Linked DNA regions of Homo sapiens: regions 1 and 3 are each linked to region 2. Evidence: read pairs that join two places in POLR2A ChIA-PET (ENCODE). Cell type or tissue: GM12878. All regions are shown on one strand. Links, peaks and the distances in the headings refer to the core of each region. The heading gives the core; the rest is flanking DNA.

Evidence for each region. ChIA-PET counts read pairs that join two places held together with the same protein. Peaks named below come from ENCODE experiments on the same cell type or tissue, not always from the same donor. Only the 100,000 strongest peaks of a DNase experiment are listed, where the experiment ranks them.
Region 1: POLR2A ChIA-PET joins it to region 2 with 7 read pairs; 2 of 35 experiments call an interaction of 5 or more read pairs at or near these places.
Region 3: POLR2A ChIA-PET joins it to region 2 with 6 read pairs; 3 of 35 experiments call an interaction of 5 or more read pairs at or near these places.

What each region holds. Positions count from the first base shown.
Region 1 is chr5:100,728,017-100,735,992 of GRCh38, forward strand. It overlaps the pseudogene RN7SKP62. Among named protein-coding and RNA genes, the nearest start is that of MIR548P, 85 kb to the right of the region's middle. In GM12878, for the core only: no CTCF peak of the experiment used is centred there; a DNase peak (open chromatin) is centred at 3,965; H3K4me3 peaks cover 608 bases; H3K27ac peaks cover 784 bases.
Region 2 is chr5:100,837,126-100,845,101 of GRCh38, forward strand. The region is part of intron 4 of ST8SIA4 (ST8 alpha-N-acetyl-neuraminide alpha-2,8-sialyltransferase 4); the gene reads right to left. Among named protein-coding and RNA genes, the nearest start is that of MIR548P, 25 kb to the left of the region's middle. RefSeq lists enhancers at 3,292-3,541, 4,456-4,675. In GM12878, for the core only: no CTCF peak of the experiment used is centred there; a DNase peak (open chromatin) is centred at 3,436; H3K4me3 peaks cover 995 bases; H3K27ac peaks cover 3,859 bases.
Region 3 is chr5:100,886,419-100,894,394 of GRCh38, forward strand. ST8SIA4 (ST8 alpha-N-acetyl-neuraminide alpha-2,8-sialyltransferase 4) reads right to left here. Exons shown (of 5, transcript NM_005668.6): 3 at 1-182. Among named protein-coding and RNA genes, the nearest start is that of ST8SIA4, 13 kb to the right of the region's middle. In GM12878, for the core only: no CTCF peak of the experiment used is centred there; DNase peaks (open chromatin) are centred at 2,920 and 4,213; H3K4me3 peaks cover 2,453 bases; H3K27ac peaks cover 3,821 bases.

The DNA.
Region 1 (7,976 bases), core at 2,053-6,052, 110 kb before region 2:
ATATGCACATGAAAATGTATATAAATACATACATATATCTACATGTAATTGTATTTAATTTTAAGTTAACTTCGCACTATGAAATATATATGTATGTACATATATACATGTATATATGTACATACATATATAAATATAAGGATAATGTATTATATATAATATAAAATTATGTACATATATGTATATACATATATATGCACATGAAAATGTATATATGTACATACATATATGTACATGTAATTATATTTAATTTTAAGTTAACTTCACACTGAAATATATATGTATACACATATATACATGTATATGTGTATACATATATAAATATAAATATTATATATATAATATAAAATTATGTACATAATACATATACATGTATATATATATTTCATAGCGCAGTTAACTTAAAATTAAATATAATTATATATAATTGTATATACTTTTATATATAATTTTATATAAATATATAAATTATATATAAATTTTATATAAATATATTCTATATATTATATATTATATTATATATAATATTTATATATGTATATACATATATACATGTATGTATGTACATACATATATATTTCATAGTGTGAAGTTAACCTAAAATTAAATATAATTATACATAATTTTTTATTATATAATATTTATATTTATATATTATATATAATATATATTTATATGTTTATATATAATAATATATATTTATATGTTTATATATAATAATATATATTTATATATTATTTATAATATATTATATACAATTATATATATAATTTTAACAGTTTTATATAAATAATATAATATATAGAATTAAATATATATAATTTTTATGTAAAAAATTATATATATAATTTATATATTTTTTATATATAAAAATTATATATATATAATTTCCTACCCATTTGGAAATATTTTATTTGGAATTCTGACATTGGATTTGTTACATGAAAATGACTTTTGGATTTTTCTAAGTGGTATCTTATACAGTCTGTTTAGATAGATAACATTTTGAAATTTTCCTACATCTTGGTCTGCTTAGGTAGACATTTGACTGATACATGAATATAGACATTTTTATCTATGATTTTGTTACTGAGCTTTCTTCAAACTGTTTAAATAGTTTGGTGGTAGATTGAAAGTAGAATGAGACCTCATGTGCATGTTTGTCTCCAGAACCCTCGCCAGAGCATATTTAGGGGAAATAATATTTTTTAGGAATTTTAGCTTCTTCTATTGTTTATTCTATCTGTAAATTTGACTTATCTGAAAATAAATTGAGAATTTAATCCAAAACAGACTTTAATGGAGGTTTTCAGTGTGAGATTTGTCTTCCTCACTCCTTTTCTTCTTTTTCCTTCATTATCCCTGTTTCTCCTCTCTGCATTTCTCTCCCTCCCTCTTCCTTTTGCATGCATTCAACTACTTATAGTAAACATACACCACGCACCAAGTATTGTGATAGGAACAAGGGGTATAAATATGAGCAAGGCAGTTTTGATCTGTCCTGCCAAAGCTTAGAATGTTTGATTTTAAAACAAGCATTTACATTAAAGTGTGGTAAGTGATACAATAAAGAAAGAACAGAATGTTGAGGAAATACCTAGTAGTGTCTCTTAATACAGTTGAAAGTAAGGAATATTACTCAAGGAACAATGTCTACAAAAAGTGATATTACGGCTAAAAGTTAAAGAATCATTACAAGTTAGGCAGACAGTATTACTACTCTACAGGAATGGAGTCAGTTGCTTATCTAGGTTTTTACCCCATTATATTGTTGGCTCCTTTTTGCATGCTCAGTACCTACCAAAGTATCTGGCACACAGATGTTGTTGAATAAATGTTTGATTAATTAATGCAGAAATATAAAAATGAATACTATCTTGATAAAGCACTATTTGATATATTTGTTTGTAAGTGACACAATGAAGAAAACAACATGGATTTCCAGAAAAATTAATACATCATCTAAATTCCAACTGCTAATCTTAGGTTCTCCATTTTCTACTGTTTTGTTGTTTCTTCTCTTTTTTTAATTTTTAATATTTTATCCCTATTATTGGACCCAAATCAGCATACATTTGATTTTAAACTTGACTTAACATAATTTATTAAAACTTCAATACTTCTTCAAATTTGAATGACTTATTTTATGTATAATTATGTAAAACTACAAACTTGTAAAATCTTCTGAGTTAACACTGGCCATTTACTTTTGCCTATAGAGAAATTAGTCCAGTAAAAGTCAACAGCAGCATATAAAGAAATTGCCAAAATGCTTGAGTATTAAATAACTACCTTGGGTATTGCTTAAGAAAAACCTGCATTCTCAATTCAGCATGCATATGGAATATATGCAAATTTATCTTGTTTTCTGTAGAGACCATTTAACTAAAGAAGAATGAAAATAATTTAAAAACTTACTCAAAATTCATCTGGTAATATGAGCATATAATACATATGAAGTCATTAGACTAATAAATTCATAAGTAAAAAATAATAAGTAAGCTAGAAAACAACAATGCTAATTGATATAAAACACCAAGGCAACAGAGTATTTAAAATGTCATTCAAAGTTGTTGGAATGTGGTTAAGAAAATGAGCTTCAAGATCTAATTAAGAACTAAGCCCAACATGATCCCATAAGTATTTTTATGCTTGAGATGAATATTGGAAATTTGTTTATATTAGTTCAAATTGGTCTAGTATCTCATTTCCTTGTTATTGCATATTCTCAATTATCTGAGAGCTTAAATGTAGGAAAAGGAACGGTGAAACCCCGTCTCTAATGAAAATACAAAAAATTAGCCGGGCGTGGTGGGGGGCACCTGTAGTCCCAGCTACTTGGGAGGCTGAGGCAGGAGAATGGCATGAACCCGGGAGGCGGAGGTTGCAGTGAGCCGAGATCGCCCCACTGCACTCCAGCCTGGGCGACAGAGAGAGACTCTGTCTCAAAAAAAACAAAAAACAAAAAACAAAAAACAAAGGTGGAAAAAGGACATAATTTAATCAATACTTTCAAACATATCTTCCAAACCAAGTTAATTATGGAAAACTTCAGAGGCAAATATCTATGCTTTCTATCAAACTTTGAAAAGAAGGAATCTAGTTTGCTTCAAAAAACAGAACTGTATTTTGCTGAATAAACCAAGTTATTTTCAGGAAACAGAATATGTAACACTCACAAACACTGAAACACACACAAGAAGTGGCACGTCATATTTTAGAAAATTAAAATATGTACAAAATTAGTCTTTTGTAAAAATTAGCTCCTTGATAAAACTTGGAATTTTCAGGAAGGGTTTTTAGAATTTCAATATTTACTTGCTTTAATTCTTGTGCTCTTGTCATTTAAATAGGATAGTGAACTATAAAAGTTCAACTTAAGAACACAAATTAATACCTTACCAAAAAATAGTATATTAACTATTATCCTCATATAAATTAGATATCCTCGTTTAAATCAACTATCTTCACATTCTCATCTAATTTGTATTATTTGATAAAATTTATAGAACATGATAACCTAAATAAAAATGCAAAGGGGAAAAAGATACATAGAGGTATATTATAATTTATGAAAAAGTCGATAACACTTTTTTAACCTAAAATATACTCAAGTTGAATTATCCTTGCCACTCTGTGGCAGAATATATAGTGTAGAAGAAACAGTGCAGAAAAAGGAGATCATGAAAACAGATGTTGGAAGGGTAAATTGGAATAATCTTCCAGATCATTCACTATCAAATATATTTTCAGAGCTTCTCTCTAAAGGAAATAGACATGGGATCATATTCTCCAAGTACATGAATGTATCCATTATAGGAACACGGACTCCTAGCACAGCCACCCTAGAATGGAGAGTCAAGTAGTCCCGTGGTTTAGAATTTGTGCACTGATGGGAGAAGACAGGGACAGGAAGAAGAAAGAGCAGCCTTTCTAACTGATCTGGCTGCTATGTGGTCCAACCGTGTTTAAACAGAAAGTGCAAGGTAAACAAGATTTTTGTGGTTTCACTTTGATGGAGGAGTACCTCTCTTCTATTTCTGCTAAAATTCTCAATCTCTGTCGAGTAGAAAATCACCGGTTTCTGTGGAAGTAGTTAAAAATGCACGAAGGTGCTGAACACACAAACAAGCAAAAATAACAGAATATCACAATACTCTTAAATACAAAATAACTGTATTTCTACACACTATCAATAGAAGTTGAAATGTTAAAAATACCATTTAAAGTAACATGAAAATTATGAAATATGTAAAATACATATTTTTAAAGATGTAAGATGACTACATGTTGAAAACCATCAAAAATAGCTGAGAAAAAATGTTAAAGACCTGCATAAATGGAGAAGTACATTATGTTCACAGGTTGAAGATTCAGTATTGTTAAGCTATCAGTTGCTCTCAAATAGAACCATAGATTCAATACACAATCCCAAGTGAAAAAAGCAGCAGTTTTCTAGTATAAATTTATAAGATTGTCCTAAAATTTATACAAAAATTCAAAGAACCTACAATTACCAAAAGAGAGTTTGAAAAAGAGGAGTTAAATTGGAAGATGAACACTGACTGATTTTAGGAATTATTATAAAAGTACAATAAACAAGACAGTTTGGCATTGAGATAATGAATAAAAACTTGACTATTGGAACAAAATACAAAATCCAGAAAAAGAACCAAGAAATTGACAACTTCTTTTCAACAAAATTACAAAGACAATTTAGTGAAAAAAAGATAGTCTTTCAGTAAATGTTACTGAAACCATTGGAAATCCTTAAGTTAAAATAACCTGACTTAAATCCATAACTCATACCATATACAAACATTAACTCAAAGTGTGTTATAAACTTGAAGATAAAACTTACAATTGTAAGACTTCTAGAAGAAAACATAGGACATTTTTAGGACCCAGGGATAGGCAAATATTTCTTAGATATGATGCCAAAAGCATTATCTACAAAATAAAATATTGATAAATGTAGTTTCTTTAAAATTAAAAAACGTTCCTTTACTAACACCATTAAGAGAATGTATTAATAAAGGCAGGATGTGAAGGCGATCTGGCTGTGACATCTGTCACCCCATTGATCATCAGGGTTGATTTGGCTGACGTAGCTGGCTAGGTGTGTGTCCCCTTCCTCCCTCACTGCTCCATGTGCGTTCTTCCTGAAGCTGCATGCTTGGCAGAAGAGGACAACCATCCTTGATAGAGGAAGATGCGTCTTCTGTCAAGGGTATACGAGTAGCTGTGCTCCCCTGCTAGAATCTCCAAACAAGCTCTCAAGGTCTATTTGTAGGAGGACGTGGGTAATAAGGCTTCCAAGACTCCAGACACATCCCAATGAGGCACTGGATGAGGCAGCAGTCTACCTTTGTGTGTGTGTATACACACACACACACACACACACACACACACACACACACACACGAAAGGCATTGAGAAAAATACTTTTAATAATATATATGAAAAGGATGAAAAGGGATTTATATCCAGAATAAAGAGCTTTCAAAACTGAATAATATTACACAACTAAGTGAGCAAAATATTTTAATAGATTTTGCATCAAAGAAGATATGTGGATGGAAAATAAGCACAAGAATAAATGTTGAATATCATTGGTTACACAAATTAAAACAACAGTGATGTATAACTGTGCACCTGTAAGAATTGCTAAATTTAGAAAGAAGAGACATGATGAGTGTTGACAGTGATGCAGAGGATCTAGAACTTTTACATACCACTGGTGCAATGTAAAGTACTACCTAACTTTGGAAAGAATTTGGCACTTCCTTAAAAAGTTAAACATAAACCTTATATAGGATCCAGCCATTATGCTCTTTAGTATTTACCCAAGGGAATGACAGCACATGTCCCAAACTGCTATGAACATACATGAATGTTCATAGCAGAATGTTCATACATGTAATAGCCTTAAATTAGAAACAATTTTAATAGTCATGAACAAGATACACTTTCATAGAAAAAATTAATAATTACCACTTTTAAAATGGGCTATATCTTTTGCATGTTTCACCACTTAAAACAATAAATCCCTTGGGTTTAATGTATGGATGCCACTTCAAATCTGTAATTCCAAGTATATTGGTCTTTCCATTTGATCATGACGCTACCTCAGTACAATAAACTTGAAGTTAAGAAATTAGTGATATTAGTTATTCCAGAGAATTAAGAAAAAAATATATATCTGAAGCCTAAAAATAGGTAAATGCAAATTCTTTTTGTCAAATACAACAAAGAGAAATACTGAAGCTTGAGCTTGAACTAATTTCCTGATCAATATCAGTAAATCTCAAATCATCAGGAAAAAGTTTAAGTTTTTGAAGAAGTCTCCATTTAATTAATCACTCATTAATTTATTCAACATATATTTATTGAGGCTCTATATGTGTCAAATACTAAGTAAGTACTGAGGACACAGCAGTGAATCAAACTGATAAATATACCTCCTCTGTGATGCCACCTGGTCAGGGAAAGTGATGGTAAATAGACAAGGAGGGTATGGAGTATATAAGATGGTGCAGTGGAGAAATATAAAGCAGGGAAAGGTAAAAAGGAATGTTGTGTAGCCAGAGGAGTCTTCACCTGTGCAGAGAAGCTATGAGTAAAAATATAAAGCCCAACTTCAGAAGCAGGTGGAGCCAATGTGCAGAGGGAGACAGACAAGAGGAGACCCACCTCCCAAACAACACAGAGTAACAAATTGCTCACTTTCTAGGACATGGAAGGTCAGGTTTTATTTCCTCAGTTGAATTTACTGAAATATCTCAGGGTCCTAAAATAAGCCCCCATTTTAACTAAAGCCAAATTTTGTAAACAGGGAGCTTAGTGAAAGGGTGAGATTCTCCTCCATGTATCACTTGCTAAAACACTCTTCTTCGTGTTCCTTAAGAACCTTATATATTCCCCTGTTAGTCTTATCACAGGGCACAATAATACCCCGTGTATGAATTGACATCCTCCATTAGACTGCATTTAGCAATTTGCATCCCTCAGAGACCTTTTTTATACCACAGTAATTTCTAAAGAATTGCTAGTGGCCCTGAGGTCTTATTTCAAATTCCACTAACAATGGTGAAGTTTCACAGTCAAATGGAAAGAATATCATACATGGAATCAGATAAATCAAATTTGTGTCCCATACTGCCATTGACTAGCTTTCTCAGTCTTGCTTAACTTCTCTGAGCCATACTATCTTTATCTGTAAAAAGGGGTAATGCGAAAGCCTATTTCACTGATGTTCACTTTCTTTGAGGATTAAATGGAAAAATGTATACTGCCACCTCTAGAGAGGTAATTTAACTGATCTGATCCAGGACCTGAGCTTCAGAACTTGAAAAATACAGTGATCTCTGAGTGAGTCAAATTACAGCTGGAATAGAGAACCTCTGGCTAATTTAATTTGATAACACAGAAAACCACCTAATTTATTCATTATACTTTATATTCTATGTTAAATAGCTTAGTCTTTCTATTGCTTACACAAGGTTTAAAGTGAGAAGAAATCAATGACCTGTTTTCCTTTATTACTCTCTATAGGTTAAGGCTATTAATTTAAAAGTGAATAGAAAATTAGAAAGATGATGACTTTGATTTCATTCCTTTTTCATTATACTCTTCTATTTTTTGTAATTGTCCTATAGTGATTATCCACTAGTATACTTTTCATAACTTATAAAGGCTTTGTTACTGTTATTAATTCTTTCCTTATTTTGTATGTATTGTATGATAAACATTTTAATTCTATAATCCACTTGCTTTTATCTTCTGTCATACCTCTGAAAACTAAATCATGGCCAGACAATATTTTATAATTCTTAATTTAAGGAATATTTTCCCTCAGCTTAGTTGTTATAAATTATTTTAAAGGTATTTCTAAAAGTCCACATCTAGTACTATTATTACCTTTTTCTCAACCCTCATTTTTTCATTCTTTAATTCTCTTCTGTGTTAAATGGCTG
Region 2 (7,976 bases), core at 1,787-5,786:
AGGGAGCCAGTGTTGAACTAGTTTCAAAAGCATTTAGCCAGTCCAAACTCAATAGGAGGATGAAGAATTTAAATACTTTTTCTTTGTCCAAAATATTTAGAGACTCCACTTTAGGGATTATTATATAAAGTATCCATTACACATGTTGATATTTGATTGGTGTAATAAACCAGAAGTGATGAAGTCTGTAAAAGCTATTGACTTTGTGTTTACAGATATCACTGTTGCCAGTGCAATTGCATTGGCCAATCTAAACTATGATGACAGCTAAAATTTAAAGAAAATATTCTAATACATGAGATAGACATTTCTGATTGAGGTGCCAGTGTGATAGAAATGATTTCATTTATTAAGCCTGAATGTTAATAGCTGCAGTTTTCTTCACCCAATTTACACAAGAATCTCCTTGAACCATATGTTTATTCTGATGTGCTAGAGCTGGCCCTTACTGATCCACAGAGCCACAGTGAATTTTTTCTTTTTTTGGAATTTTGTGAGCTGCTTGTCATCTCCTCATTAGTTTGAAATTGGGCATGGTGGGAGTATTTACATTATGAAAATCAGCAAATGCTATAAATCCACTTTGTTTTCCCAGAGAGTTAGTTGTGAAACATTTACTAGCACACACTGCCTGAAAGGAATCTCTACTGGTGAAATGTGGCCTACTTTTTTGCAACTGTTTCAAATTTGGTTTCTTAAACTCATGCCGAAAGATGTATATTTGATACCTAGCTATTGTATATGTTGTCTTAGTAAGTCACTTAATCTGCCCAAGAATGTCTTAATGTCATTATTTTTAAATGAGATATTCATTGGAAACTATGCAGTATTCTCCATTTCTGAGAGTGTCTGAATCAATTACCATATATGTTTATACTTCATTCTACTCTCATAAGGCAGAATAGTAAAACAAATGGTTAGAGAGCTGGATAAAACCAGAAAGTAGGATGAATGAATCAGGCTTGTTATCAGGATGTATGAGACAAAGCGGTACATGGGACTGTGAAGGACAGGATGTCAGTGCCTAGAGTATAGAAGACAGCACGATTTAGGTCTGCCTCACCATAATCATGAAGAAATAGAGATCTAGGACTGCCAGATATTCTGATCTTTAAAAGAATCACCAGATATTGAAATGTCTGTTGAAAAATCTCATGATACTTAGATGTTGACAGTTAATTTCATTTTTAAATATCTGTGTTATTAAGCAGGTCAGTAGGCCAAGTCAAACTGTGAGTCATGAGTCTGCTACCTCTCTTCTACAACCAGAAGAAGGAACAGAAATTACAGTATGGTGTTTCTATAAGATAAATGAAAGAAATCAGAGATTTTAATGAAGACCAATGTTACATTACTTAGACTGCTAACGAATACACATCAAATAACATAACCAAAATACATCTTGGCCAGAAGTAATATGTAAATTATGTATTTTTTTCATTCCAGTCAAAACATTAGTAACTGATTAAATTTGGAGCACTAGAGAAAAAAAAACCTGTTAAATTAAATATCAAATTAAAAGTCACTATATTACAAGTATTTATTTATCTATAAGAATGTAATTAATTTAATCTGAATTTATAATGAAAATGTTTCTGTGAATTCCAGAGACTCACTGTAAGTCATCAACACTGTAGATGCTTAGAAGCTATTCTCTGGCAGTTTCTTTTGCTATAGCTTCATGAATATTTGCTTTGAATAGACTAGCAAATATGTACAATAGAAAATAAAATTGCTACTGGGTAATTTCAGCAAATCATAAAATGGTGGCATTCAGTTTCCAACACTATGACATCCACATTATAAACTTCCTAGCAAAATGATTTAAACCATAGTGACAAAACTTGCACTTAAAAGAGAACATTAATTTTTTTTTCTTTTTTGTAGAGATGAGGGCTTGCTATGTTGAAAAGCCTGATTTCAAACTCCTGGCCTCAAGCAATCCTCCTACCTTGGCCTCCCAAAAAGTTGGAATTACAGGCATGAGCCACCACACCCACCCATTTAAAAATTTTTCTATAACCTTTTGCCAACTTAGAATATGCAAAAAAATTATATTTAATTATGATATGAATTTCACTTGTTTTCTGGGTAAATACATATTGCAAGGTTTCATATCTTGTTTCAAATTTCATTTAAATGAAAATATTTCAAATGTACATAGTTTGAGCCTTATAAATAATATGGCACACCATCAATCAATTTGCCAGAAAAGATCTTGATTTTGCTCTGCAGATGTCAGCTGAAAGCCTGAGCAGATAAATGAACTTAAATTTAATGAAATGCTTCAGAACTCAGCTATAGAATTTATGTTCTCTTTGTTAAATTGAAAAAATAACCATTGAAATCCTATTTTAGAATTATTTAAAAACTTGGGTCCAAAGTTTGAACTATAAATCCCTAGCTACAAAGGCAATTAATTTAGTTGTTTCCTCTTCTTGTCTATGAAAAATAATCTTCTCTTTATCTCTGGCCAGGAAACACAAGACAGAAACAGCTCAAGATCTGTGATAACTTATATAAATAGAAAGCACTCACTTTCTGAATATTATTTTGGCAATACATACAAGGGTCTCTAAATCAATAGGTTTTATTATATTGAAAAATCATACATCAAAAAGAAATGATAAAATGGCACAAATATTGCCATGCTATTATAAAGATACACTGTTCTATAGTGAGATTGGTCTAAAGAGAGCTGCTCCTGGAATCAGCAACTCTAACTGTGCCACTAACTGAGTGTCTATTTTTGAGCAGATGAGACTCTGGGCTGCAACAGTTTCCTTTATAAAATAAGAAATTTAACTGGATTATGTCAAAAAATCATGAAAATATTTTCCATATGTAAGCATTAGCTACATATAATATATACATATATTTAAATAAAAATATATACTTTTAATATTTTCAATTCATACGGAGTCTTTTTTAAACTGTTCCTGATCCCAAACTTTTATATCATGTCATATCTTATTTGGTCTTATCAGTGAGACACAGCAACATTGTCTAATACCTGAAATGAGAATTTTCAAATGTGTTTAGATTTCTCCAAGTTCTTATAAATTTCCTTTCACCCTTTTATTTTAACATTTTAGAGTATTTTCTACTTATTTTAACAAGATTGTAGTGCTATTTTAAAGAAATCCAAAGCAGAGAATACATACAGTTGTTTGATGAAATATTTATGTGTGTGTATGTGTGTCTATTTATATATATGTGTGTGTATATACATACATATGCACATGGCAATTTTAGAGTTTTTTTTTAGGGTACAAGTTGGGGAATTTTCAAGGATACCATGAAACTAGTTTTCAATGTGTTGCTCTAATGGACTAAAGAACAAGCTATGAAAATGTTCCCTAATATCATCATCAGCTTGGTTAGAAAATCCCCAATCATACCTAAATATGAAAAGGGTCAGAACATTGAGCGAGTTGCAAAATTCCCCCAAGCGGTTCATTTCATCATGACTCACAGTGCTTGAATAAGGCAAAGTCATTTCTTAACACACAAGTTACTGTAGAGGAAGATGAATGCCTATATTATCTCCTGACTAGCCCATAACATTTTTGGAGCTTTCTGTCTTCCTTAGGGTCTCTTTTCCAGTCAGCCTACATTCTTTCTTATAACATTCTTGTCTCTAGGTTACTTAAGAATATAAGAAAAAAAAAAAGTCCCCAAAGTTTTCTTATTACATATATTCCAAACAATAAAAACAAATGAAGATAGTTTGTTTTTTCAAAAAAGATTGTTTCTGTGTGTTTTATTCTCTAGTAAGTACCCCTTTCCCTGGCCCCCACCTAATCCATTTGCAATCACAGTATGCCTCCTCATTATCACACTCAGTGTCACAGTAAGACATTCAAAAACTTATTTCCTGTGCACACCAAGTTAAATGAGAAAGCCAAAATAAGGGAAATGCAAAACCTACTGTACATCATGATAAAGAAAGAAGAGAGGTTCATAAATCTATTTGGAACGTATTTTTGTTGTCATGTTGGTAATTTCTACACAGGTTACTGATTTCCATAGTTGCATAGCTGTTTACTCTTATTGCCTTCCATGCCCTTCTAGAATAAAGTTGAGTATGTAAAATTATGGTTGGGAACCTGATGCTTTTTGTAAACTGGGACTTTTGTAAATTGGGATCAACACAAATTTTTATTCAAGCCATAGGTATTGGAGTCATTATGCTTATTTCTTTAAAAAGAGGTCAATTATGCAGTATATTGCTGAGGCAGGAGGATAGGGTCTGGAGGCAGGGAACATAAGGCCAATTCACGCTGACTTCTTAGAACTAAATCAAATGGAAACACTTCAGCTATGACAAGAAATATCCTCTCCATTTACATAGGGCATACACCAAGTAACCAATGGAAACCTCTAGAGGGTATTTAAACACTAGAAAATTCTGTAGCGCAGTTATTGAGCTCCTATGCTTGGGCCCCCTCCCATCCTGTGGAGTGCACTTTCATTTTCAATAATTCACTGCTTTTGTTGCTTCATTCCTTCCTTGCTTTGTTTGTGTGTTTTGTCCAATTATTTGTTCAAGACACCAAAAACCTAGACACCCTCCACTGGTAACATAGTTCTGACACAATTTGTGGATAGGCATTACTGTAAATTCTTAGCCTATACTTTTAGCTGATCTTTAATACTGTTTGGAATCTCTTCTGTGAATCTCTAATCAGTGACAAATTACATGTCCCATCCACCAGAGGTATTACATGCATTTGCCAAATCCCTTGATCTAGCATTCCAAAACTACCTTGTCACTTCCCTATGTAATCTTGTTGGCTACCAAGCTGGTTTTGTTGCTTGAGGAAGCCCCTGCTTTGTTTTCTTCTTTGGAGCTTCAGACCTAGCGCAGTATAGCAATCTATACATGTTTATAGAAGGAATGAACGTGATACAGCAGGAACACTTCTATTCATATTTCAAAATGTGGAATTATGTGATTTCAAATATTTTACTACTTCAATAGAATTTTTTAATGAAAAATATCTGTATTTCACTTTTATTCAGTCTGATAGGAATTTGCAATTTGTACATTACTAAAATATTTGTATTTATATATTCTGTGTTATTTCTCATAAAATAATTAGCTTATTAATTTTGAAACTGACAGCAATTCTGGTGTATGCATCTGTTCCAGAGAAAACAGAAAGAGGAAATAATTGTGAGCTGAGCAAAGAACAAAATTTTAGCAACATTGATTCTTCCTGGTAGCGACGTTTATTAATGGAGACTTGCTGATGGATTATTTGATTATAGCACAGATGGATTCCACAAAGTATCAAGTTCCTTTTTTTAAAACAAAAACAAAAACAAAAGTTGACTATTAAGAAGCAAAAACAAAGCTGAAAATTTTGATAAACTGCCCACATCCCACCTCAACACTATCCCCAGTTTTTATTATTCTCAGATAGGGGCTATTAACATTTATAATGACTGTACAATTCTTTCAAGCAGTATTGAGAAACATATATTTTGGTATAAGGTTAGCTTGCCATATTGTAGATTTTATATGTGCCTATAAAATGGTTTTTGCAAAAAGCTCACTGAATTCTGTTGAGAGGAATATGATCATAATTTGAATAAAATGCAGAATCAGAACTTTAGCTGCAAGTAATGATTTTACTTTAATTAAGATTCACCAGTGAAAAGAAAAAAAAGTTAGTTTCTATTAGATCAAATTATCAAATATATTAATAGTGTAAAGTAGAATCTGTGCCATGCTAGATTATGTTATGATACATTCAGTCACATGATTCTTTTAGCTATTTAATTTCATCCAAGTTTGTAACTGATGCAAATATTGTTGAGTATCCAAAACAAGGAAGCTTTAAAGTTGAACTCAGTTGCTTGATGCTATAGCTTAATGAACACTGGTAAAGTTTGCTGAAATTTGTATAAAGGCCAAGGAAGCTCCTATTATAAAGGCCAATAATTTATTAAGGGAAATCCATATAAGCTATTTACCTAAGAATTCCTAATTACTTTATTATATCATCACTTTATCATTTTGTTTATTTTTTAAAGAAAGACAGTTTTCCACTGATTTTACTATCTCTAGAGTGACATCAAAAGGCAATATTTTCTTTAGGAGTGTACTTTAAATGACTAATTAGAGAATGGGAAAAGCAATATAGACCATACTTTCATTATGAAAACAATTTGATGTTGACAATAAAAGTTTATATTGTCTGAAACAAAATCAGTTTATTCTTAGTTAGAAATAAGGTAGCAACTGCCAGCACAATCTCCCTCTGCAACATATTCCATTCAGCTATCAACATGGTCACTGGAAGATGGTTTGGAGGATAAAAGTGGAAGCAGGTAAGAACTGAGTGTTTGTAACTGAGTTCTTAAGATGCTAGCATTCGACTTGTATTCTCACCAGGAAAACTTAACCAGAGGATATAGCTAAACAATATCATTGCTGAAGAAATGAAGTCTGGTGTTGAAAACTCATGTAAAAATAAAAAAAGCAGCAGGCATTTACACAATACAGAGCAATGATTTGTCACTTACAATTTTTTGTTACTGAGCTTAACTATGATGCCTAACCATGATCCATCTGAATGAAGATGCAATGTATGCGTTATCATGAGGAATGGAAGTCAGCCATACTGTTGCTCCAACATATTTTCCACTTCTTGCTCTGCAAATTCCCAAAACATGTTCATAGGGCCCTTATAAATCCCTTCTTTTAATCTCAACAACTTATTTGCCCCTAAGAATGAATTAGCTATCAGTTATTTACACCTTACTTGGTATTTACGCATTTTATTATCTCTCTCCAATATTTGAAGTTTAGGTGGTGCTCATTGAGACGTAAAGCCTTTCCAGTTATATTGAAGCAAGGTCTTAAGAGGGACAGAAATTCTTCACGGAATGTACAAAAATGGTACCATCTGGATGGCTCCCTAATTTGCCAACAAATAGGCACAATGTTATACTAGAGGGCCAGAGTTCCTAAGATATGATGGCAAGTATCCTTCCTTAAGAACTGAGCAAATACTTTATAATTTTGCTTTCACTTATGCTCCACAGGTGACAGCCCCAGCATAAGATCATCTGGATGAAACAGTTGTGTAAGAATTTGCATCGTATATAATGTGATTTGATTGATCTCAAAAGAAACTATTGAACAATATTTCCCACATATATCAACCACCATGTATTATGTTTAAATATGATCTTCAGAAAACCATACTCAATCATAAATGTACTATCTTGAAGGGAGAGTACAAGCACCTACTAACACATAAACAAGAAATCTCATCCAGCAGAATAGTGGGGAACATAGAATAACCCTGGCTATTTGGGACACACATTGATGAGGGGAGGCTGCCAGAGGTATCAGAATCAGGGCACTGCATTTTGATTTTACTTCCTGCACTGGATACTGGTCTTCACCAGGGCTCTATTTTGTGATTCTTCTCTTGTAGGTCTGAATATTCTTTTTGATTTATTTTATCCATGGAATGTGAAAAAGTAAATGGCTTATTTCTAAGAAGTCAGTCATAGGTGTTAGGCTCAAACTGGAAACTGTAAGAAACAAAACTTCCAGCTTGCCTCTGGTGAATGTGGCTCCAATACTTGCCTTTATGTAATCAAATAACTGAAAAAGATTGTTAAAGCCACTTTAAAAATAAGTTTATAGCTAAAGGCTTTAAACTTATTCTGCTACAATGTATTTACTCATCCAGGTTTTTAAATGATTTGGGGGGTAAGGTTTTAGAGCAAAGAGAAAAAGAAACAGAAATGACTCTTTCTTTGATCTCTTACCAATAGGAATCTGATATGGCACACTAGTCTCTGAAAAAGTTGGCAGAATGTATCAGTATCTTGTTTCCTACATGGCAATTCTAGTGGTCAAGCCCCAAGTCTTTTGCCTTATTCTCTAACTTACTTCTTGTATGTTGAGCTGGCTTGACAAATGGCGATAGCCATAATTTGGAAGTTGTGGC
Region 3 (7,976 bases), core at 2,053-6,052, 50 kb after region 2:
CACAGGTCTTAAACCTGCGATTCTTCATTGGTGAAACTTCAGGTAGGAGGCTATGTAGATCATGAGAAATGTTTAGTGTCCGGCGCCTGTCAAGCACATAGTGTATGACATCACCAGGCTTAAAACTGCTCTTGACCACTGACACATCTCGTTCTGCATCTAAGAAACGAAGTATGTTCTTCCTGTATTTGAAATACAAGCAAAGTTTTACATTACCATCAGCATATCCAAGAACTGATGGTGTCATTTACAAAGTAACTTAAGACAAAATACAAATTGGCAAACTATTAATCTTAGATTACCAAATTGGTAAGCTATGAATCTTAGGTGGTGATTAAACCAATGAATTAAGTCGATTCTATAAGAAACAAAATTTTAAAAATCATTTGCACAGATTCTTAATGACTGTATACATAGATATAGTATAAACATCTATTTGTGGAGTTATAAAAAGCACTCCAATTATCAAAATATATAGAAAAATTGGTTTATTAAGTAAAACACAGTGGCCATGACTTGACTTTGAATAGTTATTCTGCTAGCTTCAGCGTATTTTGATAGTCATAAGTGTTGTTTAATATCATCTAGTTAAGGTGGAGAGAAATAATTTGAGATTGTTTTTGATTGTATCATAGTTAATGCTATTAAAAGGAATGAACTTCTCAAACTTATATACATTTATACATATGATATGTATATTATAATTATCTAAAGAAGAATTAAAACTATAGCAATAGATGTATATGCAACTTTTTCTCTAAGATCAAGAGTCCTGGAAGTAAGATGGATACATCAAAGACAAAATGAATAGATAGAACATTGGACTCTGTGTGGCAGAGGTAGCTAATTGTTCCTTAGTTTCCTTTTTTCTCTTCTTCCTTCTAATATTTGAACCTTCTAAGTTTTACTTGGGCACATGGATGCTCAGCTAGAATATTTGCAAGTCTCAAAACCCAAGTAGAGCTCAGTTGGGTCATGCAAGTTAGTTTTCTTAATTAAATAGTATATGAGTGGATCATGTGAGTTTAAGTGAGAAATAAAGAAATTTCCTACTTGTTTGGCCACTAAATTTTAAGGTTACTTTTTTGGTCAATACTTAGCCTAGCCCATACCTAATATATAAATTGATAACAGATTGAGAGGCTACATGAACGTAAATATATGCATATGCTAAGTAGGTAGATGATGGAAAATGATTATAATATATATATATAGCTGGCTGGAAAACTGATGATCCTTGGCATGATATAGAGAAGCACCTGATACAGTTGCTGTCTTCAATAATTTGGAAGTTGTGCCATGCATCTAATAAATATGTTGTTCTTGAATAATTGTTTAAAATGTGTCTGTATGTTCGTTTATGTTAGTTTCTCCTTTTAGTAAGGCACTAGAAGAGGTGAAGTCAGGCATAAAATAGCCAACTAACTTGCATGCTGAGATGAAAGGGAATACATATCTGGCAGTGCCTGTAATCTAAACTGTGTGAGAGTCTATTGATTGGGACCTTTTAAATGTTCCTGTAACCCCAATCAGCAAGAGATACCACTATAAATTGGAGCCATCCAGGCAGCAAAAGGGATATTGCCTTCCCATATAAGTCCATAGATTAAAATGACTTAAGGGTAGCTGCCATTAAATTGAGAGGAGGAAAGGATAGGTCAGAGTAATTAGAGGAGAGTTCCAAGGGTTAAGAACAGTGAGCAGAAGAAATCACTGGATGAGGTTATTTACACCTGGAACTAACAAGAAGGGAAGAGTCCGGGACCCTAGTAGATTTTAAGGAAAAAAAAAAAAACATATATATATATGGCTTTAATATCTGAGCTCTGGAGAAACACGAATCAACAAAATCTAATGCTTAATATGCATGCTTTACCAGTACAAGTTTTCCTAGTATGTGGTCAAGTTATTACCTGATATTCAAAGCAGGGGGTTGTGTTTGACTCAAACTATGAACCTGGCCTACAAAAGTCTGGAATTGTTTGATTCTAGGGGTATCCAACATAATAGGGGATATACAACATAATACCAGCAAAAAGCAATTTGAGAAAACGCTACACCTAGTTTGGAAATTGGATATTATTTACTAAAGTGCTCTTAGTGCAAGCTTGTATTTTCAAAGTAATAAAAACAATGTCATTATTATAACATTTAAGATATGATGGAAACATTTTTCCTCTAGTGCTCTTATTTTTTAAGCTCATCACAATTGGTAAATTTTATTAGTGAGAGCAGAATATAACCTCATCCCTTGACTCCATCAAAAGAGTAATTCTCTAACTCAGAAGGCATAAGCATGATTAGCAAAGAAGGGAGGAAAGTAACTCATATCTTTTCTTTTGTTGTCTTTATTTTGATTTGCTCTAAATATTTTCCAGTTTAATATTTGTTCTAATTAGAAAACCAAGTGATTGAAAAACTCTGCTCTAATTTTATAAACAAGAAATATGTCCACCAGCTAGTTGAAAAAATAATGTTATGATCTTTTTCCCCAAATATTCTGAATATCAGGTTCAAAACCAGTAGAATTTGTACAGAAAATCCTATACAAATGCTCTACAAATGAAATCACAAAAATTGATAGAAATACCACTGACACACCATAACAGTTTATCTTAACAAAGTCCAGGTTATATAAGAAGATAATTATATTTTAAATAAGCAACCCTAGGGCTTATGCATTATAGAAACTGGAAAAGTGTTTATGTCAAGCACTTAATGATTTTTCACAAAAGTTAACAACTAGCATCAAAAGTGGCAATATACAGAATTTTTTGTATATATTTATTGAGTACCACTTATTTGTCTGGTGAATAATTAATATCTGACACCTGTACTTCAACAGAAATTTCTCATTTCCTGTGAAAACGACAAGGCTGGCTCTAAAATAGAGACTACACGGATGTGGTTAAATCATCAGGCTAGATGGTGTTATCGTTTTTCTTTGAATATAATTTAAATGGGTTGCTGTAGATCTATTTGAAGATGTACACTCCCAAGAAGTGGCATGTTTGCAAGCTGCAGTGAGTAAACTAGTGGTCCTGATTTGAAAAAAGACTCTGTAGCTTGGAAATCCAAAAGGGAAAATCTATTTTATTTGGTCAAAAAAGTTAACACATGCTAGTCAACTAACGTCAAAATGGACTTTCCAATAACAGCACCTTTGCTGTGTTATAGACAGTTAGTTGCAAAAATAATGTAAAACATGTCTTTTAAGTTCCTGATTATAAGTAAACCTCTTTATTTTATTTACTCTTAGGGAAAAATGATTTAAAAAGGGAACTATAAGAGTTAAGCACAGTTTTAAAAGACATCATATTGTCTAACTCTTAGGAGAAACTAATGCTTAATAAGATAAATAATTACTAAATGCAGATTGTAATTATGTGTTTTTCCAATGTTGTTATAGGCTCAGCAGTATTTTTTCAACTGAAGCAGTGAAAATAGTAAAAGTGATTTCAAAACAGAAAAGACTACCAACTCACATAGACTAATCAAAATATAAAAACACAAAAAACTTAGGCAAAACTTGGAATTCGATATTTTACAAAGTAAAAAGAAAAAGAGGTAAACTTGAGTGACTCTGGGTTTGTTTGTTTGTTTGTTTTTTCTTATTCCTGAACCAAACTTTCAGTTTCTGTTTTAGGTCTTCTACGTATGGAAAATTATCTGAGTTAAGATTCCATTTATAGGATCCAAGAAAGACTGAAAGTAATTACTATGAGTGAATAATATTATGACTTAAGTGCTTCATAATTTTTGGAAACAGTAAGAAAAGGTTAGTTTTTTATCTCCTAGTGCAAACAGTTTTTAGATTGTAGATGTAATGGCGAATTAAAAGCTTTGTGAATTTGCTAAGTCTAGTTGTTGTTCAGACTATAAATATGAAAAAAAATTCAAGTATAATTAGCTAAATGTCATTGGAAGCATAGAAAACTCCTGTACTTAAACTGAACTGAAACAACAACATGTCACCAAGGAGAACATATATGCTTTTGCTAAGAAGACAATTGATAGAAATTTTTGTTTAACAGCAGGTCAAACAAAATTATTTCAGAAATGAGAGAGGTAGAAAGAAAACTGGCTTTAATATCTGCGCTCTATCTAGAGACACATGAATCAACAAAAGCTAATGCTTAATATGCATGCTTTACCAGTACAAGTTTTCCTAGTACGTGGTCAAGTTATTACCCAATATTCAAAGCAAGGGGTTGTGTTTTCTGTGCATGACTCAAAAGAACAAACAAAAAAAGACCCTTCACAGGTCTTTAACTGTCATTTTGTGATCCTAATTCAACTTTTGAATCCTCATTAGATAAGCAAACACCTAAATTGAGCAACTATTTTAACATTAAAGATAACTGAAGGAATCTGAAAATCTGTTTCATTTTCAGTGAAACTAAATATCTTAGTCATAAAAACTATTTTTTTTGTTAGGCAATATCAGCCTTAAACTGAAAGGTTGGTTTGGACTGTTGAACTGACAACAAGTAGAGTTCTACCCAGAAACTTTTAACTGAATTTTCAACTAGAACTTCCCTTTCAACGTCACCTATCACTTGAAATAGCAACTGCAGAATCCCAGAAAATTAATTTACTAAACATTGTTTAGTAACAAGTTTTCACTCGTGAAATGTTAAATATAACTAAGTTATCACCAAGTGCCACTCTTCTCTGTGGGTTTCTTGGCAATAATAAGCACACAGTTGCAACTAAAATTTAATCTAAATGACATTGTTAACTCCATCAGAAAATACTGTGTGACGAATCTTATAGGTGGAATGTATCACAAGTTGAGAAGCAAATTAGGCTATGATACATATGTTAGGAATCAGTTTTTGCAAACTTTAGACACTGACTACAAAAAAAAATCACTGTAAATTAAGTTAGTACTGACCCAGTTCACTAAAAGAAAATAAAAAGTAAAACTAAAAAATGCCCAGTGTTTCATTATGCCTACAAAAAAACAGAGAGAACACACATTTTTTATTTGTTTGTTTTGAAAGATTATTTTTGCAAGGCAACTTGTCTTAAAGCTCTGGAAGAATAAAACGTTTAACTGTACCTTATTTAGGATTTCTAAGTCCTAGCAGTTATGGGAAAGACATCTTAGTGTCAAAAAAAATCTTAAACACAACAAATGAAAAGGCAAAATTGTCCCACAATATTTGATGAAGAGCATTTTTAGTTTAATTTACACCCTAGAGTGCCATTTGATATTTGGTCCAGAATTTGGTAATGTTGAATGAAAAATGACTTTTGTTATTTTAGAGCAAAGAGAATCATTTATTCCATAATGATAAATTTTAATAATATACATTTGGGTACTAAAATATATTCTTAACAAAATTATTTTATAAGGTCCTGGTTCCTCAGTCAGGAGGTCTGGGTTTGAATCTTGACACTGCCACTAATAAGCTTTGTGACCCAAGATTAGCTCTATCGGTAACTTATTGATCAAAGCAAGTAGAAGATAGTATAAACATTGTATGTAGAAGTTTTTGTAAAGTAAATCTATGTATGCAATAGGAAATTTTTCTTGTCAGTTAAGCATATATAAATTTGCAATTATGTTTAGTTAACCTGCAGGTTTTATGTATTTCAGATTATTGATATATCATGACACTAAGAGCTGAAATATTTTTTCTAATTATGATGTGATAAAGCTATCCTGATGTGTACATTTGTACATTTCTATACATCTATAATTGATGTTTGCACTTTTCGGGGTTTCTAGTCAACATGTAAAAAACAATAACAAAAAAAGAAAATAAATAATCCAAATATGGAAAAAAAGTCAAGTTGCAAGTATTGGACATAACTACATAATCTCCCGTACGATGTTCACAGATTTATTCACAACATTTAATGCATCTTAAATGTGTTATTTCTTAGCTTATAATAATAAAGAACAAACTTTTATCAACAATATTAAGGCTTAAAACTAAGATAATTATTTTGAGTGCAAAGTTAGCTGTAGAATGCATAAACTCCATATATCGTGAATCCTCAAAGTACAGTGAAGTAACAGAACCATCTCTCATAGACAATTGCATAGAAGTACAGTTGTTTGATGAATACATATGAACCGATTCTTGGTGTGCTTATGAAAATAAAATAAGGCATATGGGAACAAAGGGATTAGTAATAGGGTTGAAAATCATATCCACAAATGTAAAAAAAAATTATCTCAGGAACTGTTTTCACATTTTATTATGCGGACAATTATTAGGAATATAATAAGAACATTATAAGTTTAATAAGATTTTTAAATTTCAAAGATTTATAATGATAGTTGAATCAGTAAGATAAAAAAATGGTTGGAAATAATGTCTTAATGTTCTCAATCACAAGTGAGAGTTGAACAATGAGAACACATGGACACAGGGAGGGGACCATCACACACCCGGGCCTGTCGGGAGGTGATGGACAAGGGGAGGAGAGCATTAGGACAAATACTTTATGCATGCAGGGCTTAAAACCTAGATGAGGGGTTGATAGGTGCAGCAAACCACCATGGCACATATGTACCTGTGTAACAAACCTGCATGCTCTGCACACATCCTGGAACTTAAAGTAAAATAAAAAATAAATAAAAATAAAAATAAACAAAAACTTAAAAGTAGAATTTTGAAAACACTTTTAAAATTTACCCACACCCAATCACTGACCCAAAGTGATATGGAAATTCTTAAATGCCAGAAAAGTGAGGAAGAAAGAAAATAATAACAATAATAATAAATGATCCATAATTAGTTTCTAATATCTTTTCAAAAATATTTGCAAAAGCTAAGCCAACAGTCAGATATTTTCATATTCTAAATTTTTTTATTACAGGTATCAAACTGATTAATACTCACTAGTCATTTCTGCTATAGCCAATTCTAATTTTTATGAACTCTTTGCACATTGTACAATAATGGTTTTACAAATTATCCTTTCCTTTCAAGGAAGTGACAACTTTGTATGTATTATTCAACATTTGTTCATTGTTTTATTGTTTATTTCTTTAATCTGTTAAGGAGAACCATACAAAAATAGTACTAACATTTCATTCATACTATCAGCTATTATAATTGAAAATAGATCACCCTCAAATACATGAATGTAATGCTCATTGATTTGTAAAATTGTAATACGAATCTTTTGGGTCAAGTTAGGTTTACTACCCTTCACTTGAATATGTTATTAATAGCAAAATGTATATAGCCTATTTATAGTATTTGATTTTTATATAGCTATTAGGAAAGGCATGACCAGATATAATACTTGAACTAGTGTCAATTACTTATTTAATTTACTTATTAGATTTTTTGCTATCTGACACATTATTTAGCATGGCTAGATATACTAGTTAAACTATTACAACATTTTATTTTACTTTCTTCCATCAGGTTTCTTTACCAGATCTCTATAGCCTTAATTGGCTCCTTTCTTGCTAAGCCATCCAATTTGAAAGTTATTTTTCTGCTTACAGATCAAATTTTTGCTATTTAATCACCTATCTCTCTCTCTTTCCAATATACCTTCAAGAAATATGAATCTTTACTCCATTCTAAACCAAAGTATATCTGTGTTTATAACCCCACATCAACTCACATCTTGTGACTTTTTCCTCATAATTATCTCATCTCTCACAGGGTTTCTAAATTCAAATATAAGGATGGGGATATGCGACAGAGAAGAATGCACTTGACAGGTATCATGAAAGATGTGAGCTCCAGGTATGAAAATGTCAAACTTGAGAGACCATGACTAGTGTCAGCTTTAACCAGCTAAACCTTAGGAAGAGTACAGATTCAGAGTTGTCAAATCATTCAATTTCTCAAGAGTTTATGGAAATCTGTACTTTTATTTTAAAGCCTCCTGGTTTTTAATATTGGCTTTAAGGTTTCTTTTTTATTTATCCAGTGGAAATAAATTTTTCTTGCTGGCCATATTCTACCCAGAAGTCATTGATTTATGAGCTCTGTCAT